6 separate regions of the Homo sapiens genome follow, and regions 1, 2, 3, 4 and 5 are each linked to region 6. A link is a loop called in an ENCODE intact Hi-C map of the cell type or tissue named here. Cell type or tissue: PC-3. All regions are shown on one strand. Links, peaks and the distances in the headings refer to the core of each region. The heading gives the core; the rest is flanking DNA.

Region 1 (5,108 bases), core at 391-4,390, 120 kb before region 6:
ATTCTTTCTTTTGTAAATTTTTTAATATTTTATTTTATTTTATTTTTGTATCCCTCTGATTCTTTTCCTGGCTGTCTTCCAATGAAGTCCTATTTTAGGAACAATGTTTCCCTAAATAAGGACTGTTTTCCTAAAAGCTCTCATAAGACATCGGAGACACAAGAAACAGGACTTGAGGGCCCCATCCAATGAGATGACGAGCAGTGGTCATGACAGCCTTCAGGCAGAGCAGCAGGTGCGCTGAGCAGACTTGATGTGGGTGACAGTGCCAAGTGGAAATGCCTCAAGCAGTGTATGGGAACTGCAGGTGAGGCTGTTTTCAGCAGGCATAGCAGTGCTCAGCAGGGGCTGATACTGCAAAAGGGAAATATATATATTCTAGAGACAGGGTCTCACTCTGTGTGCCAGGCTGGAGAGCAGTGGCATGATCATAGCTCACTGCAGCCTGTAACTCCTGGGCTCAAGGGATTCTCCTGCCTCGGCCTCCCACATAGTTGGGACTACAGGCATGCACCACCACACCTGGCTAATTTTTGTATTTTTTGTAGAGATGGGAGTCTCACCATGTTGCCCAGGCTGGTCTCGAACTCTTGGCCTCAAGTGATCCTTCTGCCTCGGTCTCCCAAAGCACTGGAATTACAGGCAATGAGCTACCATTCCTGACCCAAAGGGGAAATATTAATGAACCCTGTAGACACATTCTGAAGCCCCCCAGAAATATTCAGGGCAAGGACTGAATGCAGGGAGCAGGTGAGGTCATGAAGGACCAAGATTTTCATGACAGAGGTTAAGGTTTTAGTTTGTCCTTCTGGAGTTTATAATCTGGTTGAGAAGGCAAGACCATCACCCCTGAAAAACTTGAAAATAATAAAATATAGGATGTGATCAAACACTAAATTGCTTTTTAGATTTTTTTCAGCCTAATCACAGCAGTCTTTGAGAAGGAGATGGAATCTCACAAGGACTTAAAGAGTGGGTGGGATTAGGAAAGGTAGAGGGTCTTCCAAAAGCATTAAAAACTGTGGGCCAGAAACGAAGACCTCTTACAAGCACATTGAGCCCTTGCCATGTGCCATAAACTGTCTTAGGACCTTTCCGCCACGTGCGTTTAATCCTCACAACAACTAATAAAGAAGGTTTTATTTCTACCATTGTACAGAGGTGAAGATCGGAGATTCATATGAAGTGATGGCCCATGCCCATGCCATTAGGATGGGAGAGCTGAGTGAAAGGCAGATGGCAGATCTGTCTGCTCCCGGGGAACAGAGGGGACAACGCAAGACAAGGAACAGGGATGCCACAGAACAGGCAGGAAACCTTGGGAGCCATGCCCAGAGGCTTGTGAGCAGTTCTGTAGATAAGGGAAAGTCACTGGGGATGTTTTTGGAGGAAGGCTAATATATTGATCGTTGTTGGGCTGATTAATTAGGAAATGGGAAGGAAGAGCCTGAAAATAAAGGCAATCTAGCGAGAGCATAAAATTAATAATCTAGATATCATGGACCATGAAGGAATGGTGAATTGAACGTTTGAAAGGAAGAAACGACAGGCCTTGGTGACTTGTTCTTTTTTCTCTCTTAGAGGCAGGGTCTTGCTCTGGCATCCAGGCTGGAGTGCAGTGGCCCAAACACAGTTCACTGCAGCCTCAACCTCCTGGGCTCAAGCAATCCTCCTGCCTCAGCCTCCTGAGTAGCTGGGACTACAGGCAAGCACCACCATGCCTGGCTAATTTTTTAAATTTTTTTTATAGACACAGGGTCTCACTCTGTTGCCCATGCTGGTCTCAAACTCTGGGCCTCAGGTGACTCTTCTGCCTCTGCCTCCCAAAGTGTTGGGATTGCAGCTGTGAGCCACCATGCCCTGCTGACTTGTCCTTAATAAGGACCACACATCTTATGACACCAGAAGACTCTCCAAGGAAATGCTGCCTTTTATCTGGTGGGCCAGGTTATGGCAATGCTGGACCAAACTGTAAGTCCAGGCCAGCACCAGAGGCCAGGGATTTCCCCAATCACTAAACTGAAATGGAAAGTCAAGCTCAGAAACTCATTGCAAAAATGAACCCGGACACAGCTGGTAGTAACGATCTTTCTGGGACGCTAGAGTCCTCCTCAAGTCCAACCAAGGGTGTGAGCAAAACAGAAGACCTCTGTAGACTGGAACCAGGGCTCCCCAAAGTCTACCAAGCACAGAACTCAGACAAGGTCTGAGATTTTATGTCTCTCTGTTTCAAGCAAGGAGATTAAAGGACGCAATTAGTAGCCAGGCTCTTAGAACTATAGTTTTAGCTTAGCTGTATTTTAGAGAAGTCTCAGTCTTTGAAAGAGGCTAGGCTCTATTTTACATATGTCATATTCCTGGCTAGAGTGATCAATAAGTGATAATGCCCTAATTCTCATCCTGGAGTATATGTGAGTGTGTGTATGTAAAATTGTCTGATGTTAAAATGTATCATTAATTTATTTTCCAGCATCTAGGTTAGACTATAACGATGTGATATATATCAAATGAATTTCATGGCTACAATCCAGATGTAACAAATGAATCATTTAAAATGATCTGATGCCAAATTTTTCATTTTCTTCCATTTTATAAATGCATCCTATCTCAGCTCAAAATCAATCTATTAACCTTGAAAACATTTTGAGCTGGAACAAAGGTTAGCAGTGAACTTTCCGACCTTCCACATGATATTAGTCATAGTTAGCAATTATTATTGGCTTTGAGCGTTGAGGAACCGGATGAGACAAGACTCATAACGTGGCAATGACCAATAAACTGAACTTCAGAGAACGCAGTGAAAATGAAGAGCATGCAAAATCTGGGTTTTAAACCCCGAGCCTGTCTGCTACAAAGCTCCTGTCTTTTTAAAACAAATTTGAATGTCTTGGCAGCTATTCTGATAAATTACACATAAAATACTCATGTAAAATCCTTGTGTTATGAGACAAGGAATTCTGTTTACTGGATTTGAAGGGCAACTGAAGTCTGAAAAAATGATGTGTCTGCTCTCAAAGCCTCCACTGGGATGAATCTGATGGATTTCCCAGGTGCTAGAACTATTTTCTCTGCCGTGAAACAGGAGAAACAAGGCGGATAGAAGCTTAGCATGATTTTTAAAATTAAAGTCCAAATGAATATCTCAACTAAAATTGCCTGAGGAATACATAAATATATTATCCTCTGGATGAATTTTGAATTACATTATATAGATTTTAACACATTATAAAACATAATATAGATACTTTTGGATTCATGACATGAAAGAACAGTAAATGTTTTGCTCATATGGGACATAGGAAAATACTTCTCTTAAATTCCTCAGCCGTGTTTTATAGATATTCTGCTTCTGTACCACTAAGAGTATGGAAACTTGTTACTGTAAATGGAATATTTTTCCTCAATTGTTAGTTAGACATGAAATAAAATAGTGCCATCTTTCCTGTAAAAGAGCCTCACTTCATGGAATTTCAAAGTATTTTCTGTTGTATTATTTTTCTTAATTTAAAAATATTTTCCCAAGGCAGGCAGATCACCTGAGGTCAGGAGTTTGAGACCAGCCTGGCCAACATGGTGAAACCTTGTCTGTAGTAAAAATACAAAAATTATCTGGGCATGGTGGCTGGCACCTGTAATCCCAGCTACTTGGGAGACTGAGGCAGGAGAGTCACTTGAACCCAGGAGGCAGAGGTTGCAGTGAGCAGAGATGGTGCCATTGCACTCCAGCCTGGGCAACAGAATGAGACTCTGTATCAAAAATAAATAAATAAATAGAAATATGTTCACATGTGCACCATCTCATTTTATTTGCTGTCCTTACATATGAAATATCTATTAAATATATAATTTTATAGTATTATCTACAGAAGAAAAAAAACACTAGATTGACTTCTCAGGCCAAATGATAAATATCTTCTACTTCCAGATTTAATTACATTTTTTTCTTTTCTTTTCTTTCTTTTATCTTTTTTTTTTTTTTTGGGACGGAGTCTTGCACGGTTGCCTAGGCTGGAGTGCAATGGCACGATCTTGGCTCACTGCAACCTCCGCCTCCCGGGTTTATGTGATTTTCCTGCCTCAGCCTCCCGAGTAGCTGGGATTACAGGCACACACCACCACACCCTGCTAATTTTTTGTACTTTTAGTGGAGACGGGGTTTCACTATGTTGACCAGACTGGTCTCGAACTCCTGACATCTGAGTAGTTATAACAGAAGAGGTGGGTGGACCTATCTGATATACTTTCCATGGGTCCTCTTAAATATTTAATACATCATGAGGTTCATTGTAGATTCTCAGTTCCTCTTGAAATGAAAATTCCAGTTCCAATGGAACTCCTCGGAAAATGGAAGGAGCCTCCACTTCCAGAAAAGATCCAAATAAAGATTACGAGAATGAGCAATGGACCTAAGCTATTGAGGGCACAGAAATACATTGGTCTCTGTCTAGGAAGAGGCTACAGGGGCCAAGTCAACTATAAGGATTTGCAAATACAGCCTGGGCAATGTGGTGAGACCCCATCTCTACAAAGCATTTTTTAAAAATTAGCTGGGTGTGGTGGTGCACACCTGTGGTCCCAGTTACTTGGGAAGATGAGGCAGGAGGATTGTTTGAGCCCAGGAAGTTGAGGCTGCAGTGAGCCTTCTGTTCATGCCACTGCACTCCAGCCTGGGCAACAGAGCAACACTCTGTCTCGATTTTCTTTTTTTTTTTTTGAGACGGAGTCTTGCTATTGTCGCCCAGGCTGGAGTGCAATGGCCTGATCTCGGCTCATGGCAACCTCCACCTCCCGGGTTCAAGCAATTCTCCTGCCTCAGCCTTCCGAGTAGCTGGGATTACAGACACACGCCACCATGCCCAGCTGATTTTTGTATTTTTAGCAGAGACAAGGTTTCACCATGTTGGCCAGGCTAGTTTCAAACTCCTGACCTCATGATCCACCCACCTTGGCCTCCCAAAGTGCTGGGATTAAAGCGTGAGCCACTGTGCCTGGCCTAAAAACTTTTTTTTTAATTAAAAAAAAATTTGCAAATAGCTTTGAGTCCTATTGTGAAAGAGGATTAATCCTGGGTACACTCATGAAAGACTTGGGCTAATCTATTAGTGTTT
Region 2 (5,108 bases), core at 579-4,578, 120 kb after region 6:
AGAAAAATCTCATGAGCACAATCCTCTATTATTAAATTGTGTTCCTTTGTCTATGGTGGTGGGGTGTCAATACATAATGCTATGCATTCTTTTCAAACTGTGAAGTTCTTTTATGAATTCAAAATGTCTCCTTGGCTGGAGCTCTCTATGAACAATACTTTGATTTCTGTGAGCGACCCTCTAAACATATGGCCACAGAATAATAAACAGATTCTTTACTATTTAACTGCATTCCACCAAACTCCAGACTTCTTTGAAAATAGTCTCTCAGTAGCCACATCCAATAGTTAAAACACAGATTATCTTCCCCCAAATGACACTTGGATTCTAGAGCATAATTTCTCCCAAGAAAAAGTTTAGTTAAAAATGGAAAATAACTTTGTTTATACCCACTAGTCTGAATATTTAAAGGAATATCATTGTTTGAGTCTTTAAAGAAATCTCGTTGTTTGAGAAAGAAACGCTTGATACCACAAAAGTGATGAGATTTAAAATTCAGGCTTAATAATGACACTAAGGATACAAATCGTAAGGAAAGTGACAATAAAATATTACTAAAAAGTTAACACAAAGATAAGAGATAGTTGGATCTTATTTATCTTTAAAATGTACAAAGCCATCACCAATACACTAGTGTCCCCTAGGAAAATAAGAAAGCTTTTGTCTATTTGGTGTTATGTATTTCTTAGGAGCTTGCTCTTTCTTCTCTTTTTATTTACCAAGTCACCTAGGAGCAAGAGAATCTGATTCATCTTCCATTTTTCTTCTTGAAATGACATGAAAACATTACAAGGCATTCATTTCCAACCTTTGTTTTATTTCTGTACTTAACTTGGTTCAAAAGTCCTGGGATATATTAATTTCAGGAATGGCTAAAATATGGCAGTAACATAAACTGTATCTGGCAATTTAAAAGAGATCAAAGTGGGGGAAATCTTCATGATGCCCAATGTCATCTTTAACAATCTCTTCTCAAACTGCCCGGGACGCATGACTTATGTTTACATAAAGTCTCAGGAGACAACTGCAACGATGCTATCACTAGTAAAAGTGGACAGCTTAAGGCTCTCTAAATTAAAAATGACATTACCTCATCAGTTAAAACTGTGTGCCAGCTTTGTGTATATCAAGAAGAAAATAAAGCTGACATTGATGGAACTAAGCATTAACATATGTGAATTATTGTATTAACTGCATTTCCTCTGCTACATATGATGCTTCCAGTAGTAGATACTTGGCCTGCTAACACCACCGTCCCTTTGCAAAACTGTGGAAATACACAGAGGTATTGTTCATTTCTCCATACTTTGGGAAATGCTTTGCATGTTAAAAGAAGACAAAAGTGAAGGAGGAGGAGGAGAAAGAGGAGGAGGAGGGGAGGCAAGGAGGAAAAGGAGGAGGAGGAGGAGGAAGAAGAAAGCATTATGTTTAAAATCCTAACTAGCCTTTATAATCAATGGGATGTAGCTGGAAAGAACACCATCTCTGTATTCATTAAAGCCCCACAAGCTAGCATTTATGGAGTAATTCCTTTTATCTCTACTGCTTCATTGACAAGGCAGGTTTGCATGTTTCGCCCCACGCTTTCTTATAATTTAACTGTGATTTGAACTGTTGACTGTGTTTGGCCTGGCGACGGTGCATCCAGCTCTGCAATATAGGCTTTTTACTTGAATCCTGACATGGTCTGAATACTAAGTGGCCAAATTCTAGCTCACGTTGCCTTCCAAGCACAAATAAGAGAGGTGGGTGAGGCATTCTGAAAAACTAAGGCATTTCTGTTGAGGATACGTTCCTCTCAGGTAGCAGAGAACTCAGCTAATATAGTGCCGGTGGATTGCAACAGGGAAAGAAGCTGGTATTTTAATTCACATATCCTCCAATAGTAAATACTAGGCGCTCCTCTTGGCAAAAGTAGAAGCTATTTTTAAAAGTATGTGTGGGGTGGTGAGTGGGGGGTGGGGGGTGGGATTAGAATCCCTTCCCAGCAAGAAATAAGTCATTGCACAGTTAAGTGCCAATTTTAGGAAATTGAATTATTCAGGAATACTATAGTTACATTTGTAAACTGGAAGGCTGCTATCGTTTTAGCACTTCCCTTCAAAGTACTATCCAACAGGGCCCCAAATAGTATCGCAAATAGCAGCTCCTGTAAATATTCAGGAGGGTGTACTGCGCACAAGTTGCAGAGGGGAGTATTGCCAAAGAAGTTAAGGAAGCAGCTTGAGTCTCCCTCTGGAGTTGATACCAGCTCCACTCGTTAAGTTTCGCACTGGCAAGCGTGCTGCCAGGAATGCAGCTGGTGTGCCAGCATCCCTCCCTAGAGACTAAACGTGTCACCACTGCAACGCACCCAGCCTGCATTGGCCTGAAGCCCAGGATCCTGAGTTTGCAAATTTCGATCCCGAAGCCGGCTGCAGATTGCTCTGTTACTGTTGCCAGTGTGGCAAACACGGCATTGCTCGGGATGTCGAGATCCCCAGTCACGACAGCACAGCAGCCCGGCAAAGGTGAGAATGAAGGCACCTGTTTGGCTCTCATTCACTCCCTGTGTTCCAGCCGCTGGATGAGAGCTGGGAATTACGTCTGAGGAATTTAATTCATAAAAGCTAGAGGAGGGGTCAGAGAGTTGACCCCTCTGTCTGTCTGGGTCCCTGCTCTGGAAAAAGAAAGCTCCAGTTCACAAGGAGGCTATGAATGGGTCCAAAGGGCACCACCGTTCTATGCAGGGTCTTTTTCTCTCTGCTCACATACAGACGGGGCTCCCATCTGGGGAAGGTCCCTCCCCAGACCTCACCCTCCCCACTTACCACCCTCGGAATGTAAACATGTTGTGGATTTTTTAAATATTCAGAGAAGGACCAACCCCTCCCTCCTCATTTAGGCATCTTCCCATTATTTTTCTTAAATTTTCTACCTTAAACCTTCCCCATTCTATAGTAACAGTGGTAAAGTGGGTAAACATTTATTGCCAAGGAACTCAAAGATAAATCTCTGCCTAAACCCTTTTGCAATTAAAAGGTACTTTGCCACAGTTTCAACGTTAGGGTGTAATCCGCCAGGTGGTTGTTTTCATGAGTGTCCCTGGCTTTAGAATCCACGCTCCTCAAGCTAAAAGCCTATTGGCTCCATTATTTCCCCAGACTCCTCATCCTATCTACGTAGATGCAGGTGGTGAAACATTTTGAGTCCTAACAGTAATCACAGGTTAGGTTTCCCAGAAGAGTGCTCAAAGAATAAAGATTTCTTTCTAAGAATTCTTAAGAGCATTACCTAGAGATTATTTTTTTTCTTTGGGAAAGTTTGAATTATGGGTTTAGGAAAATGGCCAAGTAAGGGGAAAGTGATGGGAAGGTGAGAAATGTATTCAGTCACTGAATAGCGGTTTCTGAGGCTTTATAGGTATGTGGTGCTGAACAGATGAATAGTGACTTTGCCTAAGTCAGGTTTTCTCTGGTGAGTACAAGTGACCCCTGACTCTCTACAGTGGAGATGGTTAATGGAAAGGAAGCTAATCCTCCACAGGGTGTTGTCTGACACTGTGAGCTACTGCACCAACCCCCCAGGCTTCCGGACATTCTCACATTATTAGGAAGGGGGATTTGAGGTGGTGGTGTCTTTTTAATCTCCTTCCAAGAGGACCTCCCCCCACTGGCATAGTACATTAATAATGGAGAAATATGATGCCTGACATCATAAGCTGGAGTGAGAAATGATGTTGGCGAACACAATTTTCACCAGCAAAAATGTGTTTCTGTGGCTCTTTGGTTTATTTTGCACGAGCATTAATAGCTATTCAAACTGAACAACCTGTAAACGATCGCTGTGCTGCCGTCCAAGAATTAACTTACGTATCCCACAAAAGAGAACAGATTTTTCTTCCAGAGTATTAGAAACAGGATTTGGAAATAAAAATATACAATGGTGGAGCTAGGAGGAGCCAATTAGTCTGCATCTATGTTTCTGAGTGTTTTTACACTAGAGTCGTCCCCTAATAGTTCTGGCTTGCAATGTTCTAATCATGATGTATGAAAAGTCTTAAAAGAGTCATAGCCTCTTATTTAACAAAAGCATTTTTTAGAAATCTGTTCTAAGCGAACAACCCAAAATAATGTCAAATACCATGGAATATTATTCAGCCACTAAAAAGTGTGTTCAGCTCATGCCTGTAATCCCAGCACTTTAGAAGGCGGAGGTGGGTGGATCACGAGGTCAGGAGATCGAGACCATCCTGGCTAACATGGTAAAACCCCGTCTCTACTAAAAATACAAAAAATTAGCCGGGCATGGTGGCATGCACTTGTAGTGCCAGCTACTCGGGAGGCTGAGGCAGGAGAATCACTTGAACCTGGGAGGTGGAGGCTGCAGTGAGCCGAGATGGCGCCACTGCACACTAGCCTGGGCAACAGAGCGAGACTTTGTCTCAAACAAACAAACGAAAACAACACCAACCAAAAAAAAAAACCATGTTCAGGCCAGGCGTGGAGGCTCACACCTGTAATTCCAGTGCTTTGGGAGGCTGAGGCAAAAGGATTGCCTGAGGCCAGGAGTTTGAGACGAGCCTGAGCAACAAAGCAAGAACCCCCAACACCTTCTCTACAATTTTTTTTTTTTTTAATTAGCAAGGTATGGTGGCTCATGGCTGTAGTCCCACCTACTTGGGAGGCTGAGGTGGGAGGATCACTTGAGCCCAGGAGTCTGAGACTGCAGTGAGCTGTGATTGTGTTACTGCACTCCAGCCTGGTCAACAGGGCAAGACTCTGTCTCTAAAATTAAAAACAAAACAAAACAAAAAAAACTCAACAAAAGTTTCTTAAATAACAGGAAAAATGCTTATGATATAATCAGTGAAAAATCAGAATATAAAACCCTATATACAGTGTATTCTCAACTCTTATTCATATGCAGAAAAAATCTAGACGGAACTAACTAGGCCAAGCCATTAATTGGTTATCTCTGGGTAGTGACATTATGTTCCTTATTCATTTCTGTATTTTTCAAAATTTTTACAATGGACAAGTAGTCCTTTATAATCAGGTAAAAGTTATTTTGAAAAGCACTAACTACCTATATATAAATAAACAAATCAATACCTGTTTGCCTTATTT
Region 3 (5,108 bases), core at 317-4,316, 82 kb after region 6:
AATGCAATTTGAAACTCTTATGTAGAGTCAAAGAGAATGGCTGATTACATCTCTATGCTTTAGAAAAGATTGTTTTACATTTTTAAGACATACGCCGACCTGTGAAATCTTTTCTCCTTTAAAATATTTTCCTTCAATTGCATGTTAACTTGCAGATGAATACCTTGGAAACCTTTAACAGCTTGGTCAAAAAGATGACATTTTAATGTCCCCTCCTCCCCTTCCTGCAAAGAGACTTAGGAGTTCTTTCCAGGCAGTAAAAGATTCAGGGACTTAATACTTTTAATTAACATTTTTTGAATGCTTATTTGTAAGTTACATTTAATTTAAAACCTGAGCCTAGTCCTTTGATTTGGAAAGAGGACACGCTGTCAGAACAGACCAAATGTAATCCCTAGGAATTTGGCTAAGATTTTAACTTAAAAACTGTCTGATAGAAATTGCCTAACTGAAATTTCTTAACAGAGAAAAAATAAGTATGCTACAGTTTTAAAACAATGGTAATCAGTCTCAAATATGTATACATGGGATGAAAATCTTCCGGTCAAGAACCTCATAGGAGAATCAGCGCATGTGCTCTTGCTAGATGGGTTTACTTAATAAAGAGTTAGCAAGCACGTACTACATAGAGGGCATGGGTGGGTATTGTGCTCTTCTAATATAACTCTTGATTCCATCTGATTGTTTATGTGTAATATCCATGAAAGCTAGGAAAGTATTCGTCTAGTAGAAGACCGAGAGGGTAGGAATTGCATGGGTTAGGTAGGCAAGAGAAACGTTTGGGTTCAGTGCTGCTGATCTGGTTGACTGCAAGGGTACAGCTCTAGATACCCTGTAAGATTAAATAGAGTGTGTATACAGGTCACCCGTTCCTAATATTTGTCAGCCCTAAAACAAAGAGGGTAACAGTAATAGAAGAATGAGTTAACGGCTGGTTTGGATTTCAGCCACTTTAAGACATGGTAGCAGAATTGGTGATCTCTGCACATAATTCAGTAGGACTGTATTGTGTTGATAAAGTATTGCTGACGATTATTGTTTTTGTTACTATTAAAAACTTCTCTGGGGCAACCATTATGTGTCAGGTATTGTACTAAGTGCTAACTTCCTGTACCTCATCTTCCATTTTCTTAACTGTCCCGCAGACAGGTTTTATAGATAATGAAGCTGAGACGTAGCGCAATTAAGACCTTTTTTTTCTTCTTTTTTTTTCACACTCCTGGTCTTTCTGAGCAATTATTACCTCTGCTTGGAGCCTAGCAACTGATAAACTATGGAGCCCAGAGTGTCTGCTCACACAGCTGCATCCCAAAGCCCAATCATGGAGCTTCACACATCGTAGCCACTCAAACTAAAAGTGTGAAATTACACGAAACTGAAGAATGCCAAGTATCCAGATAAAAGCATTTCGTCCATTAAATCCAACACACATTTACTGTATGCCAGGATCTGGAAGCACACAAGCCTATGTGGAGGTAATGATGTTATGAGACTGAAAGTAAAAAGTGTCAGCCTAGTGATAAGTGGGGCATTATGGGATTCAGAAGAAGGGAAAATTACTTCTGGAAGGGTCTAGAAAGGGCTTGATGGAAAACAGGTCATTTGAACCATTCAAAGTGGACCTCATAGGACAGGGGGTTGGACTTTGGCTGGGGAAGCAGAAGCGGCCAGCTTTGATGAACTAACGGCAGAAGAAACACACATGCGCGCGCACACACACACACACACACACACACACACAAATCCCACCCAATTGCTTACATTTGAAAATATTTGCTATGATGAATATTTTCCTTCTTCTTTTTTTTTTTTTTTTTTTTTGAGATGGAGTCTGGCTCTGTTGCCCAGGCTGGAGTGCAACGGTGGATCTCAGCTCACTGCAACCTCCACCTCTTGAGTTCAAGTGATTATAGTCGCTGGGACTACAGGGGTGTGTCACCATGCCCAGCTAATTTTTGTATTTTTAATGGAGATGGGGTTGTGTCCTGTTGGCCAGGCAGTTCTCCTGACCTCAAGTGATCTGCCCACCTTGGCCTCCCCGCTGGGATTACAAGTGTGAGCCACCAGGCCCGGCCCGATGAATATTTTCCTTCTATCTGGTATCTCATGGCAAAATTCCTTCGGAGAGCAAAGATAAGTGTCCTCTCCCACTGCAAACACACACACTCACACATACACAAATGCACACAAACACTTTTGTATGGGCCTTTATGTAGTCCAGGAGTCTAGGCTGTGAAGTGTTTGGCTAGTGACAGAAGGACAATGAAATCTTCCTTGTAGGTAAACTTGAAGTTCATGATCATGCACCACACTGCTGAGGTAATTCTGCTAAAATGTGTGGCTTCACTGCCTCTGGGAGTCCAAGCATTCCTGGGAATGAGACAAAACCTCAACCTGCATGAGTCAGCGAGACTTCTCTCTTGAGTCTAGCAGCACACGCTGCAGCTCCTATCCTCTGTGGATGTCTACATTTAAAATAAAACCTGTCAATGAAATGGCACAGAAACTGTGGATGCTTTCTTTAAAGATTCACGCTTCTGTTGAAATCACACTGTTCTCGCCTCAAACATTTAAGGAGAAGTTCATGAGTTCAGAGCATGATCTTCTAATGATGAGCAGTTGTGTTTCTAATATCCAGTCCAGTGTGGAGAGAACTTCATGGGTGGCTATTATTCATTCATAACACAAATAAGTGCTAGGTGCTTGGGTGAAAGGGAGTGAAGGTGATAAGATTCCTGCCCTCTAGACAGTGAGGGAAAGAGTCAAGTAAATAGTAAATCACAATACAGAGTGAACAGATTGCATTAAAATGAATCAATGCATTCTGGTACAACAGAGAGAAAACTGGGGTGATGCAGGCAGCATATGGTGGAAAAAAGCACAGACCCCAGAAGTAGCTTTGTAGCTTTGACCTGCAGGAGTGACCTGGATAATGTTAAGCAAGTTACTTAGTCCATTCAAGTCTTAGTTTCCTCTACTCTCAAACAGAAATGCCAATGCTTACCTCATTTAGTCATTCTGCATGGCTACTATGAAGATCACGATGATGCATATGTACACATATTAACCATGAGAATGTGACCTAATATTTTTTTACTTAGTCTTTTGGGTAATTGGAGTGGGTGCCTCTGTGTGTGTGTGTGTGTGTGTGTGTGTATGTGTGCGCATAGTTTTGCCAGTAGTACCTAGATTATAATTCCTTTGAAGGAGAGAGAGAGTCTCCTTCACTTTAGGCCAGGCACGGTGGCTCATGCCTATAATCCCAGCACTTTGGGAGGCTGAAACAGGTGGATCACTTGAGCTCAGGAGTTCAAGATCAGCCTGGGCAACCTGGTGAGACCCTGTCTCTACAAAATATAAGAAAATTAGCCAGGTGTAGTGGCATGCTCCTGTAGTCCAGCTACTTGGGAGGCTGAGGAGAGGATCACTTGAGCCCAGGAGGTCGATGCTGCAGTGAGCTGCAATCGTGCCACTGCACTCCAGCCTGGGCAACAGAGGAAGACCCTGTCTCAAAAAAAAAAAATGGGGGTCTTCTTCACTTCAGATTCACCTATTTTCACATATAGTGCCTAATTCTTAACAGATGCTCAATAAATGTTTGTTGAATTTAAATTCGATGTTATGTAAGTCTGGCATTGCCGGCAAGATCTGAAACTCCTTTCCTCCAAACTGCCTGTCATTAAAGTCAATGTTAAGGTGTTTGAGCAACTGACTTATACCCTTAAGCTAGGAATGTGACTACTCTTATCTTAGCATTTCTAACTGCAAATATTACAATAAATCATAAACTTTCTAGTCCTTTGAAAAGTTCACCACTTAAAACTAGAGTCTGCTAACTGATGAATTTCACTGGCTAGGTCCACACTGTGTGAAGTATTCCTTTTTATTTATTTCTCAAATGACCTCTCCCTAACTTAATAGTGGTTCTCTTCCTGGAGTTACCCCCAAAGGCATCAGAGATTAAATACATTTTTCGCTATATCTATTATGCTCTCAAATACCTCACTCAAACCTCGTCTCAACCTTCTTATTTTAGAGCTAAGGTTATTTGCAAGCATGACGTCCACAGGATGTTTATGTATCAGATGTTTACCTACCTGGTATCTCAGACTTCTCCCATACCCTTCCTGTATTTTTGAAAATAGAACAACATCAGAATTTGACTGCATCACTAGAGTGACCGCATCAAAATGGTTTTACCAAATTAACATATGATCTTTTATAAGTTGTTGGAATTGGAGCTTTCTGTGGATAGGAAATGAATATAGACTTCAGGCCTTTTGCAATCTGTGCGTTTCTTTGTCTCATGGTCTCTGAGAAGCAGCCTCACAAAAAAAGCCTCATGGAAGAAGTCTTGGAGGTGGCTGTGCAGTGAGGCAAGGATGTCTGACACCTTTCCAAGGTGAAGTTATTCACACACACACAGACACACACACACCTCTCCAGGTTTTCAGCAGTTTAAAGAAATTTTCATGCCTAAAAGACTAGGAAAGTATTAAATAGCATGTACAGGTAAGGTGTATTTTTCTTTTAAAAGCTGTTATTCTATGCTACCCATAAAGTTTTATCTGCACGATTGGGTGATTTCTAAGTGGCTCAAGATAAACACACACTTTTACTCAAACAGCATCTGTCTATTCCAGCACAAACAAATGCGTTGCTGATTATTGGTTTTGCAGTTAATCATGGCTTTAATTTGTCTACCTTCCCCTTTAAGCTTGGTTTCAAAAACAAACACAAGGATGAATTTCTGGAAACTAAAGACTTGCAGATGAGGGTGATGGTCTAAATCAGTCTCTTGGCCTATAAAGTTTGACAGCATCTTTTTACACCAATTTTCCATGTATTTCCCAGTGATCTAGGTGGGCCTCTCCTGGTAATGAGAGTTTCCTGTGCTGATGGAGAACTTGGAAGTGCAGGTGTCCAAAAAACTCTCCTTGGCATTAAAAATCCTGCAAGGAGCTGATGGGATTACTGAGATTAAAGTCGGCTGCCAGCCTAAGGTTATAACGAATGCTACCCTGGAGACAAGAACGAAGAGAAAGAACAGGCTGCCTAGGTACAGCTGGTTGTCAGAAATTGTGGGTAAACAGTTAGTCTCTGAAGGA
Region 4 (5,108 bases), core at 696-4,695, 360 kb before region 6:
CAAGCAGTTGGCTGTGGGAAAGGGAGGACATGGAATTATTGGTGGAAAGAAGTGAAAAATATAAATTGAAGCCTTGTAATGGATTATAAATCCATTACTGTAGTACCTGTACATATTTTAATGTATATATTAGTCATGTTTTTTTCTCCCTTTCTGTCTCTTAGTCTTATGTGTTTTGATATTAGCTTTACAATTTACTTATAAATCAAAAAACATCTGAATGAGATCAGAAAGACAGAATAACCTTTATTAGTACCACTTTTGCTGTATCCCATACATTTGGTATGTTGCATTCCCATTTTCATTTGTTTCAAGAAATTTTACATTTCCTTAATTTCTTTATTCATACATTTGTTATTCAAGAAAATGTTGTTTAATTTCCATGTGTTAATACAATTTCCAAGGTTTGTCATATTATTGATTGTAGTGCATTTATTACATTGTGCTTCAAAAAATGCTTGGTAGAATTTCTTTATTTTTGAATTTATCGAGACTGTTTTGTGGTATAACTATGATCTATTCTGGAGAATATTCCATGTGCTGACAAAAACTGAGTATTCTACAGCAGTTGTGTGAAATAGTTTCTAAATGTCAGTTAGGCCTGTTTGGTCTAGTATGTAGTTTAACTTCAAAGTTTCCTGTTTTTCTACTTTTATATTAGGTTCAGGGTATATGTGGAGGTTTGTTACATGGGTAAATTGCATATTGCTAAGGCTTGGTGTATGAAAGATCTCATCACCAAGGTGGTGAGCATAGTACTCCATAGGTAGCCTTCCCACCCATGTCCCTCTCCCACTCTCCTCCACATCAGGCAGTCCCCAGTATCTATTGTTCCCATCCTTGTGTCCACATTGCAGTATTTGGTTTTCTGTCCCTGCATTGTCTTAGGATAGTGGCCTCTAGTTGCATCTATGTTGCTGCAAAGGACATGATTTTATTCTTTTTTATAGTTGCATCATTTCCGTGGTGTATTGTACCATATTTTCTTTATCCAGTCCACAGTTGATGACAATCATGGTTGATTCCATGTCTTTGCTATTGTGAATAGTGCAGTAATGAACTTTTGAGTGCATGTGTCTTTTTGGTAGAATGATTTATTTTCCTTTGTGTATATAACCAACAGTGGCATTGTTAGGACAAATGGTAGTTCTATTTTGAGTTCTCTGGGAAATTTCCACACTGCTTTCCACAGTGGCTGAACTAAGTTACATTCCCACCAGCATTATTATAGAAGTGTTTCCTTTTATTTTTCAACATTGCCAGCATCTGTTGTTTTTTTGACTTCTTAAAAGTAGCTGTTCTGACTAGTGTGATATGTTATCTCATGGCTTTGATTTGTATCTCTCTAATATTAGTGATAATGAGCAATTTTTCATATATATTTTCATATATTTGTTGGTGCATGTATGTCTTCTTTTGATACATGTCCTTTGCCCATATTTTAATGGGGTTATTTGCTTTTGCTTGCTGATTTATGTTCCTTATAGATTATGGATATTAGACTTTTGTCAAATGCATAGTGAGGGTGAACAGATCAGACTTTCCCCAGTTCCATAGGAAAGTCAGCCCTGTTCTCTCTAGGTATGGCAGCCTACTCAGGCTAGAGACGTCCCTTCCTTAGGAGCTGTTCAGGGTCTGGAAAGCATCCTAGTGCTTGGCAACCCCATGTAGGGTTCCCAGATTTCTCCCCATTTAGTCTTGGCATCTGGATCAATCAATATTGAATAGATTCAATATTTCAGTTGAATCTATTTGGTTTTCTCTGACTTTCCTATACCTGAATATTTATATCTTTCTCAGGGTTTGGAAAGTTTTCTGTTATTCTTAAAAATAAACTTTGCATTCCTTTTTCTTGCTCAGTTTCCTCTTGAACAGTAATAATTCTTAGATTTGGTCTTTTGAGGTTTTTAAATATTTTGTAGGCAATCTTCGTTCCATGTCATTCTTTGTTCTTCCCCCCTTCACTCTGTATTTTCAATTAGGTTTTCTTCAGGCTCACTGGTTTTTCCTCTGCTTGATCTATTCTGCTGTTGAGAGCCTCTAAAAATTTTTCAGTTAAGCAAATGTATTTCTCAGCGCCAAGATTTGTTTGATTTTTAAAATTATTTCAATCTCTGTTAAATTTCTGTGATAGATTTCTGAATTGCTTTTATTTGTAATCTTGTAGACTACTGAGTTTCCTTAAAACTTCTATTTTGAATTTTTGGTCGGAAAACTCTCATCATCTCATTAGCATCAGTCATTGTTTTTTTGCTTTTCCAATTGAAGAAGTCATGGTTCCTTGTTTGCTGTTATTTATTGGGGATGTATTCCTGTATCTTTGCATTTAAGGATTAATTATTTATTTGTCTTCTTTGTCTGGCTTGTTTTGGGTTTTATTAGATACATTTGCTTAGAGATTCTTTGCAATTTCCATATTAAATTTTTTTCACTGCCTTATTTTTGGCACTAGGTGGAGCCTTAAACCCAGGTTTCCCTTGGCCTTAGTAAACAAAGCAATGCCCTTCTCAAAGTGGGGGTTCCCAAAGGTGTGGGAAGGGTAGCTGGAAGTTTGTGCCCAGAGGACCTGTGGAATATACCTCCTACACAATAGTGCTTCTTATATGTTATTAAATTTTCTCTTGCTGCGTTTGGATCCTATATTTGTTTTGGGCCTTTGAGAGCCACTCTTAGTAGCCACTGATTTGACATCCCCTTTGGCCAAGTTACAGAGCAGTTTTGAGGGCTAAGGATGATAGGCTTACTTCTCCCTCTGTCTCCTCTGTCCTCAGGGATATTTCTCACTTCAGGCTCTCTTATTCTTCCCAGGGATTGAGGCAGGGACAAGTCGCTGTCTGCTTTGAGTTTTTGTTGCTTCTCTGTGGTCCTAAAAATTGTCTCATTCTCATAATGGGTTCTTGGATATTGCTGGTCATAATATTGATGCTGTATATTTCTTTATGGCTTTCTGTGGGGGAAAGGGAGTAAAGCCAGATTGCTTCTATGCCAACATTTTAAAATCAGAAGCTTTCAATACTCAATTATTGTTTAGTAATCTCCCACCAACTGTCTTAAGTCTGTGGGTTCTCATTTGCTCACAGATAATTCTGCTACAAACCTCACATCTGCCTGCATTTCTGGCTGCAACTATGTGCAAAGGATAATGGCATATCTTCTATCTCCCAAATATAGTATGGATATCTTTTTTTGGTAAATTCTATCTTAGAAAAATACAGAGAAATGGATTTAGCAATGTAGTTTCCTAAACTTTCTGTGCAGAGAATAGATCTTAGAAACATGGAGCAATGATACTTATTTGCCATGCCCAAAATGCTTCTTTCAGTTTCTCAAATGTTTTATATTTCACTCCATCAGAGGACCTTTGCACTTGCTTTTCACACTTTATGAGATATCTATTTCCCAGAATTCAGTATTTGGAATTCCTGAAGAAGAATAAATAAAATGTACAATATATTATAAGGCATAATTGAAGAATTAATTTTACAATAATGGATGACCCAAATTTATAAGTCGAAAAGACATCCCAGGACAAATTGGGAATTAATAACATATAAAAATAACCTGGTGAAATTTACTGGCCTTTTAAAATTATTTTAAATATACAGAATTCTAGGGGCATCAGACTTTACCCTCTCCTCCAAAAATTCCACACAAAATTTAAAAGACAATCTACTTAAGACGGGGGAAGAAACAAGGTGACCTCAGAATTGTTCTAAGAAGTCATTATATGAAAAGATACTTGCACACGCATGTTTATAAGCAGCATAATTCACAATTGCAAAAATGTGGAACCAACCTAAATGCCCATCAATCAACGAGTGGATAAACTGTGGTATGTGTATGTATATATGTGTGTGTGTGTATATATATACGTATATATATACACACATATACACACACACATATATATGTGTATATATATGCGTATATATATGTGTGTATATATATGCGTATATATATACATATGTGTATATATACATATATAATATATATCATGGAATACTACTCAGCCACAAAAAGGAATGAATTGATGGCATTATCAGTGACATGGGTGACATTGGAGTCTATTATTCTAAGTGAAGTAACTCAGGAATGGAAAACCAAGCATTGTATGTTCTCACTCATAAGTGGGAGCTAAGCTACGAGGATGCAAAGGCATAAGAATGACACAATGGACTTTGGGGACTCAAAAGCAAAGGGTAGGGAGGGAGTAAGGGATAAAAGGCTACAAATTGGGTGCAGTGTATACTGCTCGTCTGATGGGCGCACCAAAATCTCACAAATCACCACTAAAGAACTTATATAACCAACACCACCTGTTCCCCAATGATTATGGAAATAAAAACATAGTTTAAAAAATAAATAAAAAATAAAACAAAAGGGAAAAAATTTGCTAGTGGGTCATTAGGGGTGATGGTGAGTGGTGCCACTTCCACCCCTTGATTACTGGACCCATGAATCCTGGCTATGGGGGAACGAGTACCACAAACTGGGTGTTGATTCAGAGCATATACAGCCTTCTGGAGAACTTTGCCCCAGCCCTGTAAAGTATTGCCACCTAATTGGCATTGTAATTGTGACTTCAAAAGGCCATTCCACCTTTCTATCAATCCAGCTGCTTCAGGATGATAGGGAACATGGTAAGACCAGTGAATTCCATGAGCATGAGTCTACTGCTGCACTTCTTTATCTATAAAGTGAATACCTTGGTCAGAGGCAATACTACGTGGAATACCATGATGGTGGATAAAGCATTCCATGAGTCCATGGATAGTAGTTTTGGCAGAATCATTGTATGCATCATAGGCAAACGCATAACTGGAGTACGTGTCTATTCTGGTGAGGACAAACCTCTGCCCTTTCCATGATAACAGAGGTCCAATATAATCAACCTGCCACCAAGTAGCTGGCTGATCACCCCGAGGAATGGTGCCATATAGAGGGCTCAGTGTTGGTCTTTGCTGCTGGCAAATTGGACACACAGCAGTGGCCGTAGCCAGATCAGCCTTGGTGAGTGGAAGTCCACATTGCTGAGCCCATGCGTAACCTCCATCCCTGCCACCATGGCCACTTTGTTCATGGGCCCATTGGGCAATGACAGGCGTGGC
Region 5 (5,108 bases), core at 789-4,788, 180 kb before region 6:
CAGCTCACTGCAGCTTCCGACTCCCTGGTTCAAGTGATTCTCCTGCCTTAGCCTCCTGAGTAGCTGGGATTACAGGCATGCACCACCATGCCCAGGTAATTTTTGCATTTTTAGTAGAGACAGGGTTTCACCGTGTTGGCCAGGATGGTCTCGAACTCCTGACCTCATGATCCACCCACCTTGGCCTCCCAAAGTGCTGGGATTACAGGCATGAGCCGCCGCACCCGACCCACCCATTCTATTTCTAAAAAACAAAAGAAAAAAAAAAGCTGTTAACAGTCCACAATGAATTTAGAACAAAACTTGAGAGTATTGAGGAATATTTATAGCAATTTGGCATTGCTAAGATATTTTTATTGCATTTTGCAAAAGTATTGGTCCATAACAGATGGGAAATAGCAAGAAAGGAAGAACAGAAGAAGTGAAGGAAGGAGAAAAAAGCAGGGACAAAGGTTAAAAAAAAAAAAACAAACCCTGATCTTTCACTGTAGACAGCTTGAGAAACAGGGGCTTAAACCTTTAATGATGAGTCCAAGTTCCACATCAAGCACATTCCAGAACCAAGATTTACATCCTATCCTGGCTTCAAACCCTTGCTCTTTAGCATACCACTCTATTACCTACTTGATAACAGTGATGATAAGTCAAGAAAGAAATAAAACAGCAATTTGATGACTATCATTATCCTCTAAAGATTCAGGAACTCAAACTTCAAAATTTGGGAGACTAAAATAAGAAGAGAGTTTATACCTAAGTCAAGATTCTGGCCTACAACCATCATCATTATTTATTTATTTATTTATTTATTTATTTATTTATTTATTTAAATTATACTTTAAGTTCTAGGGTACATGTGCACAATGTGCAGTTTTGTTATATAGGTATACTGTGCTATGTTGGTTTGCTGTACCCATTAACTCGTCATCTACATTAGGTATTTCTCCTAATGCTATCCCTCCCCCAGCCCTCCACCCAATGACAGGCCCCAGTGTGTGATGTTTCCCGCCCTGTGTCCAGGTGTTCTCATTGTTCAATTCCCACCTGTGAGTGAGAACATGCAGTGTTTGGTTTTCTGTCCTTGCGATAGTTTTCTCAGAATGATGGTTTCCAGCTTCATCCATGTCCCTGCAAAGGACATGAACTCATCCTTTTTAATGGCTGCATAGTATTCCATGGTGCATATGTGCCACATTTTCTTAATCCAGTCTATCATTGGTGGACATTTGGGTTGGTTCCAAGTCTTTGCTATTGTGAATAGTGCTGCAATAAACATACGTGTGCATGTGTCTTTATAGTAGCAGGATTTATAATTCTCTGGGTATATACCCAGTAATGGGATGGCTGGGTCAAATGGTATTTCTAGTTCTAGATCCTTGAGGAATCACCACACTGTCTTCCACAATGGTTGAACTAGTTTACACTCCCACCAACAATATAAAAGCGTTCCTATTTCTCCACATCCTCTCCAGCATCTGTTGTTTCCTGACTTTTTAATGATCACCATTCTAACTGGTGTGAGATGATATCTCATTGTGGTTTTGAGTTTCAACATCTTTTTGACTGTCATTATCATGGTTAACATTAATTGGGAGCTAAGACCCAAAAATTGTCCATGTGCTTCAAATGAATTATCCTATAATCCCCAGGATAACCGAGTGAGGCAGTGATGATTTGGCTTTGTAGCATCGGAGCCAGGATGCAAATCGAGTGTGCTGGACACCAAGCCCTTAACCACTAGGTTATAATTTTCCCATCTGTAATCCATGATAGAGTCACAAGAAGGTTTGGCAAGGCACTAGAATTTATTCATTAATACCAGATGCTGGGTTTGAATTTCATTCTAGAGCTGTGTGATCTTGGACCTGTTACTTAACCTCTCTGTGTTTCAGTTATCACTGTAAAATGGGCAGAACAAGACCAGCCTCAAAGGTTTATGGCAAGAATTTAATTTTTAAAAATGCATATTTGCACAGTGCTTGGCACATAGATAGTACTCCATAAATGGTAGCTACTGGTAATATTAAAATAATAAATCAGTAGTTTTTAGATTAACTCCAGAGTAAAAAAAAAGTGGCATTTGATAGTTTGTGGATTTTGATCCTCAATCATAGATTTTACTAAACTTTGCTTTTCACATTAATGTGTGGCTTTAAGGGGTTCTTTTATATTATGGAAGAGTGAAATTAACTTAATTCTTCCTATTTGCTATGATGCCACACTATTTCAAATATTCCCACTTAATTAAATTGCTGCTCCTTTAAATATTAAAATATGAAGACTTCAATAAACATTTGGAAGGTCTTAATTCGGGGAAAGGAAACCATCATTTATGTGCGTTTCATTAATTATCAAGATTACCAAGATTTATGATTTGCATTTTAAGAATGTAAGTTCCAGGCCAGGCGCGGTGGCTCACGCCTATAATCTCAGCACTTTGGGAGGCAGAGGTGGGCGGATCACTTGGGGCCAGGAGTTCGAGACCAGCTTGGCCAATATGCTGAAACCCCATTTCTACTAAAAATACAAAAATTACCCGGTCGTGGTAGCACACGCCTGTAATCGCAGCTACTAGGGAGGCTGAGGTAGGAGAATTGCTTGAACCCGGGAGGTGGAGGTTGCAGTGAGCCGAGATCGTGCCAGTGCACTCCAGCCTGGGTGACACAGCAAGACTCCGTCTCAAAAAAAAAAAAAATTAAAAAAGAATATAAGTTTCAGAAAGCAAGAATATTTGCTTGTTTTGTTCCACAATGCCTAAAACGGTGTCTAGTGCTTAGTAGGTAGTCAATGTATCTGTTGAATAAATGCATCTTATTGGATAACTCAGTCAGAGCAATGCATTCTTCTTTGAATTGGATTTAAGTTTGCCTTTTTAAAAATGTATCTTTTTTAGAAAATTAACGTTTGCTCTTTCTCTGCTAAGAAAAATCAGCTTTACTACACTGGAGGTGGGACCGAGGGAAGGAAACAAAGGCATTCTGTATTCACCTGCATGAAGCAGAAAAGCCAGCCCGAAGCTACTGGCTGAGCTTCTGCCCTAGGTGCGTCTCCTGCGTGCAGCGTTGCTGCAAGGCCTGGCAGCTTCTAGGAGCCTACACCTCTGTCATCGCCTTCGGGGAGGGATAGGGCTAGGAGCTCTGTGCGGAACCGCGTCCAGCCGCCGACTCACTGACACATCACAATGAGTCACGTGCTCTGTGCACCGGGCGGATTTGTCAGATCCGCTGCTGCATCACGGCTCGGCAGGGCTCTCTGGGTTCTCAGTGCCCTCCTAGGTCTGCAATGCAGTGCGGGAGAGGAGGAATATGGGCTTGTGGGGGCAGGGGCAGCGCCCGGACTCCTCCCGGGGCAGGACTCCCAGAAACGCAGGAAGCGATGACGCTGCTCAGATAAACCCTGGCGCTCTGCGCTGGCGTCCTGGTCAGGAGCTCCTCTGCCACGGACGCGCCTGCCGTTTCTGCCTTCGTTATCTATTTACTGACCTCTCATCTCCCCAGAAGATGTTCTCAGTTCTCAGCAGTCAGTGCTTCTCCTCCAGCTTCACTGACCTTTCTATGGGGGTAATAAACTAAAGAAAGAAGTCGATGTTTGAGTAGATAAAATGTGTTATGCCAGTGCCCTGGGAATCCGATACAGCTGGCCCAGGAGGGGCCTGGGGTTCTGCTTTGTTTTGTCTTCAGATAGTGTCTAGCTCTCTTGTCAGGCTGGAGTGCAGTGGCGAGCCTAGCTCACTGCAGCCTCTACCTCCCCGGCTCTAGTGATCTTCCTGCCTCAGCCTCCCGATTAGCTGCAACTACAGGTGCCTGCCACTGCGCCCGGAAATATTTCTTACAGGGGTCTTGCTGTGTTGCCCAGGCTGGTCTCAAACTCTTGGACTCCGGGGATCCTCCCACATCGGCCTACAGAGTAGCTGGGATTACAGATGTGCCACCGTGCCCAGCTATGTCTATTCTTGAAGGCTGTCCATGTCATTTCCATGGGCAGCCAGGTTTCCCTGTCACCAGACTAGATGATTTCCAAGAGCCCTTCCCACTCTAAAATTCTATGAACAATGATATTTTTTTCCCAACCTAGTCCCTTTGAGCCAAGAAAGGAACTCATTTATTGTATTAATTTAGACAAACCTACAAAGGTAGAAAGATTCTTATAATTTTATTTCCTTAAAAATGAAATGTTTATATGCTTGTTTTTAAAGCAGGGTCACCTGGGAAAGTACAGAGCTGTTTACACTTAAATTCCCATTTGTAAGGGGGATATTCTATCCCTCAACTTCCAAAGTGAACAAAGTCCTAATTCGGAGCCCATTGCTCTGCGGCCTCTCATGCCCTGGTAGGGCCAGGACCCCAGGGAATAGGATCTGGCCGCTGGGTCAGCAATGTTTGAAGGCTCCCATTTTATTTGCAGCCACAGCCAGCCAAGTTCACTGTGAGCAGCACTTCCTGCCTTGTTTGTGAGCTGCAGGCTGCATCAGGAAATAAAGTTTGTAAAATTACATTCTCTGGCTAAGCCTAGCCCTTTGTTGAAATAGCCACATTATCTATGACGACAGTGACAAGGCCAAAGGTGAGAAAATCTACATGAATTATTCTCTCAAAAGGATTCAGATAAGGGCAGAAAAGACCAGATGTTTCCTTTCTAAGTGACAAAGGGCTTGAGAATAAAAGGTAGGAAGAACAACTTGAAAGATTCACTTGGGCTTCTTTCTCACTACCTAAGAATATTACTAAGTTCCCTAAAAGCATTGCACCCCTGGATTCTAGTCTGTTTTATTTTTTTGAGATAGGGTCTTGCTCTGTCTCCTAGGCTGGAGTGCAGTGGCATGATCACAGCACACTGCTGCCTCGAACTCCTAGGTTCAAGTGATCCTCTCACCTTGGCCTCCCAAAATTCTGGGGGTACAAGCATGAGTCACCGTGCCTGGCCATCCCTGGATTCTAGATCTGGGCCTGGCACATAATAGATATTCAGTAAATATTAAACAGATGTATGAATCAGACAGTCCTGGTCGTCTACGTATCTTTATCTACTGAGAGTTTTGTGGGTTTTTTTGTTTATTTTTTTGAGACAGAATCTCACTCTGTAGTCACCCAGGCTGGAATGCAGTGGTGCGA
Region 6 (5,108 bases), core at 441-4,440:
TTCAATGCAAATTTCAAACAAGATTACCAGTGGCTTCTCATCCTCCTGGAAGTTTGAGAATGTGTAGACTGTACAAAGCCAACAGACAAAGATGGAAACACCGTAACTGAAGGGAGGAAAAAAGAAAATGGTTTAGGCTAGGCTAAGAAGGTTGGTATTATTTTTCTAAAGAGGCATAAGCTCCTTTGACAAGAATACAAAGGAAATGGATCTTACTTTCAGTTCAGCACTTTACTCAGCAAACTCGTGTAGTATCTTTCTTGTGCTGGAGAAATCAGAATGAAACTCTGTGTCTACTGAGAGAGATGGGTATGGGAGGCAGTTACTTGCTTCTTTGCTGTCACATCCAGTCCTTGGCCATTCTCTGAAATCTGCATTTCCCAGATAGCCTTAGCAACAGGCGTTGGTCTCTGTTTAAGGCCGTGGGGACACTGGCTTGAGATTGGAGGATGGGTATTGGGTAGATGGTGGGAGAATCATCCCCATCTCTCTTTGCTTCAGGTGGTGTTCCAGTGATCCTAGTTCCACTGGACCAGATCTAGCCAGGGAGCCTTGACTGCTGGGCTCTGGTAACAGCTTATGCTTTACCTTTGTTCTTTTAGCCCTGTGACTGCTAGCAGCTTCCTAGTGTAACTAAAATCTGAGATGCCCCCTTACGTCTTCTTTGGTTTATTCACTCTCTCAACATCTTTGTAACTGGCTTATTGCATTAAATTCCTCCTGTTGAACTACCTGGAAAGGGCTTTATTTTATTGACCATAGCCTGACAAATACAGAAAACAAATACATAATTTAATTATAATATGATGCTGCTATAAATAGCGCCTGTACAAGGCCCTCTGGAGACACAGATGGTGGCTGTCTCTCTCTCTCTCACTTGCGGGGACAAAGAAGAATCTCATTGAATGGAAAATTTGAGCTGCAGCTCCAAGAATGAGTAGAAAATCCCAAGGGAATGGGGAGGGAGTATTCCAGGCATTTTCCAGAAGTATGGCAACGTGACAAAATACGAAGTTTTAGAGGAATGGCAAATACTCACCAACCATTGAATAATGGGTCAAACACAAAACAAGCAGACTACTCAGAGCTTAGATATTCAGATTTCAGTTTTTATGCCTGTCGGCATCACTAATGCCACAGAAGCCTCAAATTCCCCTGGACTTGGAGAATGGAAGGGATCACCTGAAAATCGCTGGAAAACTTAGGACTCTGTCCTCCTTCTCTACCAATGCAAAGGGCTATTCGCCTTACTAGCAATCTCTGGGGAAACTTTAAACAATGTATTTGCAAATGATACTTATTTAAAATCTTTAAACTGCAAGACACTATTGTTGGAAATCAGATTGTCATCTTCTGAAAGATTCACTTCTTACTTGCCTCTCTTCTGCAAGAGTGAAGGGTCGGGAAGAGACTTCCGAAGTCACTGATGAACAAAATAAACCAGGGCTTGGAAAGGGCCCAGAGAACATCTGTTTAGTCTTTTTCTTTTGGTAGTGACAAAAATGGTGTCTAAGACTTAATCATCACCCCTTCCTAAAATACACACATATGGGAAGCAATGGTGGTCTTTCTGCTCTGGGGGTGGTTCACAGCTTTCAGTTTGGAGCTGAAGACTGCCACCACACACACCATTCTCATTAAAGCAGAATGACTTGCTTGCCTTCAAGGATGATATTTCCATTTCTATGCTTTAGTGCATCTTTCTGTAGTAGCAGAGAATGGTGTATTTTCAAATATGCTCCCTGTTCATGTATCACTTAATGCTCTCACAAGACCGTGATCAGCTGGCACAAATGGAAAGAGTTCAGTTACTTGCCCAGAAATCTCCAATAGACACTCATCAAGACCAGGGATCGCACCCAGGTCTCTATTTTTGGCAGGCACATTTTCTGCCACTCCATAGCCCTTTTTGGGATAGCCACTTTTGTTGCAAATTCATATCCTGTGAGAGCTCCAGGGCCAACACTCCATTAAAAACACAAGAGCTGTCAGGTTGGCCCTGTGACATTTCTCTCTCTCTCTCTCTCTCTCTCTCTCTCTGTCTCTCTCTCTCATCTACTTTTTGGAGACAATGTTTAAGGAGAGATGTTCAACCCAAGACAATGCCTCCAGGACTTTGCTTTCTCACCACCAACCACCTGACCCCAGAGAGAAATGCCCTTCTGACCCCTACTGGTTATGATGGGGCATACACCAAGTGCAGAGAATTCTTTCCAAGCTGATTTCAGAATATTCTCCAAAACACTCTCCAACAATGATTGGACAAGAAGGTTAAACATAGAGAACGTTGACTCAGTCCTGATTAAACAGGCTGAAAAGACAGAAACAAATAATCACCACGTATGTAGCAATAATGGAGCAACAAAGTAAATATGAAGGCAGAGGCTTGCTATCAATATTTAACTAGAGGATTAATATACAGAGAATGCACTTCCGAGAATACCAAGGTGACCAGGGGGGCAGAAATGACTCAATTATGATACACTGTCACAGTCAGGGAAGAAGAAAGTGTTGTCTGCATTGTTTAACTTAGTGTTATAAACGCACAACTGAGGCAATCACGGTGATTAACATGGAGATGATGATGAGTGATAACGCCAGACTCATTAGCATGAAGCATTTGTTGATAGAAACGGATAGGGAACAAGTTGTAAATTCTGGCCAAGAATTTCTCCCTAAGAGATTCCTGTACATCGCACATCGCAGTCTTGCATATCGAGACTGTTCTAAGGCTTTTTTTTTTTTTTTTGGTCCTTTATTTGCTCAATGAGACCAAATGTCTCAAGAATCACTTCTTTACATCTTGGGGTAAAGTTTCTAACCATAATGTGCCCTGATATTCATTTGTACAAACAAATATGTTTCTTAGTCTATTGCTATTCAACCATTTCTTAGAATGGGGACATTATCAAAGTATTGAATATGCAAATTTTTCCATGAGTAAGTAAATTTGGGGAATTCTGGATTAAAGTGTACTTTAGCATATCAAAATGGCTTTAGTGTGGTGAGATACACTGAGATTCTTCAAGAGGGATGTAGTTGTATATGGCACTTCCCATAAACATTAGTCTATACCATCGTCTCTATAGAAATATCTTAAATAACCAAGATTCCTTAGGAGGCTCTTGAGGAACGGCTTTTCTTTCCTGATTCTTTTCTTCAATCAGTCCAGTCCATTGCTGGGTTTCCTCTACACCATCTTGCCCACACTTCCTTTATGTATGGAGTGAGATGGTCACCAGCTGGTTTTCTGAAAATCTTCATACCAGAGGAGGTGAAAATGCTCTGTAGTATCATCCAGAGACCCTACCCTCGAGTGTGCTAGGAAGGACCATATACTCCTGAGTCTTCTCTGACAGCAATGATCCCCACCAATGTCTTGTTCTCTTTCCTATTAGAACAGCATGCAGACACATTGGCACCAAATACCTAAAAGTCATTGCTCCTCAACAGGAAATGACACATTTTCAGTCCCACTGGGATTGCATCATATTCCGATACTATTTCTTGAAGAGCTAATGCTATGTGAACCTCTAAGATTACGGGACCTTATATGTTCCCATCTCCATTTCCATGATTTAATATTGCAAGATTCCGGCATTTTCCTTCTTGTCCCCTCTGAAATCCTATTCTTCCCTCCACTCTGTGTCTCACTAACAACTCCTCCTGGAGCTGCACAGAAATAGAGACCATTAGTCTTTGAGACAAGGCTGAGTACAAAAAAGAGTTGAAACAAGTGACAGTGAATTTCAGGAGTCAGGTTTCTCTGCAAGGAGCCAGGTTTCATTTCTGCCTTGGCCATTATGTGTTTATTTGGGTGAACTTGGTCAGGTGGTTACCACCTTTGTTTTTTCTCTGTCAAAAAGGGATCATGGCACCCAAGCAGCATATTAAAATGAGCAAAAGCCACAAAAATGTAAGGCCACAAAATGGTGAAAAATGACTGCCACAGACATTCATAATTTTTTAAAATTTTATTTCAAGGTTACTGCATTGATTCTTTCTCTGATAGTGAAAAACCTGGTACGGGTCAATTTTTTTATAATAAACTTCAGGGGATGGTACATATTCAAGTGGAAATGAATGGACGGCATGGCTGCGAGTCAGTTAGTCAAGCTGTATATATTCAGATTGAAATGGGCAACTGTCTAATTGCACTTACGGAGAGAGGGGGCACCAAGGCACCTTTACCTCTTCCTTGCGTCTTGGTAAGTGTTTGCTTGACCTTGGCTTAGGAAGGAGCCTGCCCTGCCGTAGGACAGTAAGAATTAGCTCAAAACGATTCTTCCAAGGAAGAGCCACAGAGAAGAGATCAATGAAGAATATTAAAGATCTGTAATCTTGCTTTGCCTTAAATAAGCCTATGGGTTTGCCTTAGGACAAGACTAAAAAAAAAAAAAAAAGAAGCTGATCCCACTACTGGGTATCTACCCAGAGGAAAAGAAGTCATTAATGCCCATCAATCAATGAGTGGATACAGAAAATGTGGTAGATAGATAGATATAGATATATAAACAGATATACCATAGAATACTACTCAGCCGTAAAGAGGAATGAAATGATGGCATTTGCAGCAACTGGATGGGATTGGAGACTATTATTCTGAGTGAGGTAACTCAGGAATGGAAAACCAAGCATAGTATGTTCTCACTCGTAAGTGGGAGCTAAGCTATGAGGACGCAAAGGCATAAGAATGATACAATGGACTGGCCGGGCGCGGTGGCGTGATCACGCCTGTAATCCCAGCACTTTGGGAGGCCGAGGCGCGTGGATCACGAAGTCAGGAGATCGAGACCATCCTAGCTAACACGGTGAAACCCCGTCTCTACTAAAAATACAAAAAATTAGCCGGACGCGGTGGCGGGCGCCTGTAGTCCCAGCTACTCGGAAGGCTGAGGCAGGAGAATGGTGTGAACCCGGGAGGCGGAGCTTGCAGTGAGCCGAGATCGCGCCACTGCACTCCAGCCTGGGCGAAAGAGTGAGACTCCGCCTCAAAAAAAAAAAAAAAAGAATGATACAATGGACTTTGGGGACTCGGGGGGAGAGGGTGGGAGGGGAGTGAGGGGTAAAAGACTACACATTGGGTACAGTGTACACTGCTCAGGTGA

The links. Hi-C counts contacts between places; a loop is a spot of excess contacts. Peaks named below come from ENCODE experiments on the same cell type or tissue, not always from the same donor. Only the 100,000 strongest peaks of a DNase experiment are listed, where the experiment ranks them.
Region 1: a loop joins it to region 6, with 5 times the contacts of the local background. A loop is called at or near these places in 7 of 110 quality-filtered maps.
Region 2: it touches region 6 in a loop (6-fold over the local background); 2 of 110 quality-filtered maps call a loop at or near these places.
Region 3: it touches region 6 in a loop (4-fold over the local background); 2 of 110 quality-filtered maps call a loop at or near these places.
Region 4: it touches region 6 in a loop (9-fold over the local background); 25 of 110 quality-filtered maps call a loop at or near these places.
Region 5: a loop joins it to region 6, with 11 times the contacts of the local background. A loop is called at or near these places in 3 of 110 quality-filtered maps.

What each region holds. Positions count from the first base shown.
Region 1 is chr10:33,030,064-33,035,171 of GRCh38, forward strand. All of the region lies in intron 2 of ITGB1-DT (ITGB1 divergent transcript), which reads left to right. It also overlaps the pseudogene RN7SL847P. Among named protein-coding and RNA genes, the nearest start is that of ITGB1-DT, 50 kb to the left of the region's middle. In PC-3, for the core only: no CTCF peak of the experiment used is centred there; a DNase peak (open chromatin) is centred at 2,688; H3K4me3 peaks cover 1,506 bases; H3K27ac peaks cover 1,742 bases.
Region 2 is chr10:33,271,143-33,276,250 of GRCh38, forward strand. All of the region lies in intron 2 of NRP1 (neuropilin 1), which reads right to left. Among named protein-coding and RNA genes, the nearest start is that of NRP1, 61 kb to the right of the region's middle. In PC-3, for the core only: no CTCF peak of the experiment used is centred there; DNase peaks (open chromatin) are centred at 1,009, 2,379 and 3,389; H3K4me3 peaks cover 1,329 bases; H3K27ac peaks cover 4,000 bases.
Region 3 is chr10:33,235,777-33,240,884 of GRCh38, forward strand. The region is part of intron 6 of NRP1 (neuropilin 1); the gene reads right to left. Among named protein-coding and RNA genes, the nearest start is that of NRP1, 96 kb to the right of the region's middle. In PC-3, for the core only: no CTCF peak of the experiment used is centred there; DNase peaks (open chromatin) are centred at 2,335, 3,045 and 3,681; H3K4me3 peaks cover 430 bases; H3K27ac peaks cover 4,000 bases.
Region 4 is chr10:32,793,321-32,798,428 of GRCh38, forward strand. The region is part of intron 30 of CCDC7 (coiled-coil domain containing 7); the gene reads left to right. Among named protein-coding and RNA genes, the nearest start is that of SNORA86, 110 kb to the right of the region's middle. In PC-3, for the core only: CTCF peaks have their summits at 2,468 (motif pointing right) and 4,276; a DNase peak (open chromatin) is centred at 2,471.
Region 5 is chr10:32,977,480-32,982,587 of GRCh38, forward strand. ITGB1-DT (ITGB1 divergent transcript) reads left to right here and starts at 5,072. Exons shown (of 3, transcript NR_184020.1): 1 at 5,072-5,108. RefSeq lists enhancers at 2,773-3,335, 3,094-3,143, 3,194-3,283, 3,336-3,898. In PC-3, for the core only: no CTCF peak of the experiment used is centred there; DNase peaks (open chromatin) are centred at 3,272 and 4,502; H3K4me3 peaks cover 1,889 bases; H3K27ac peaks cover 3,215 bases.
Region 6 is chr10:33,153,841-33,158,948 of GRCh38, forward strand. No RefSeq gene overlaps it. Among named protein-coding and RNA genes, the nearest start is that of IATPR, 40 kb to the left of the region's middle. In PC-3, for the core only: no CTCF peak of the experiment used is centred there; DNase peaks (open chromatin) are centred at 2,321 and 3,461; H3K4me3 peaks cover 567 bases; H3K27ac peaks cover 2,987 bases.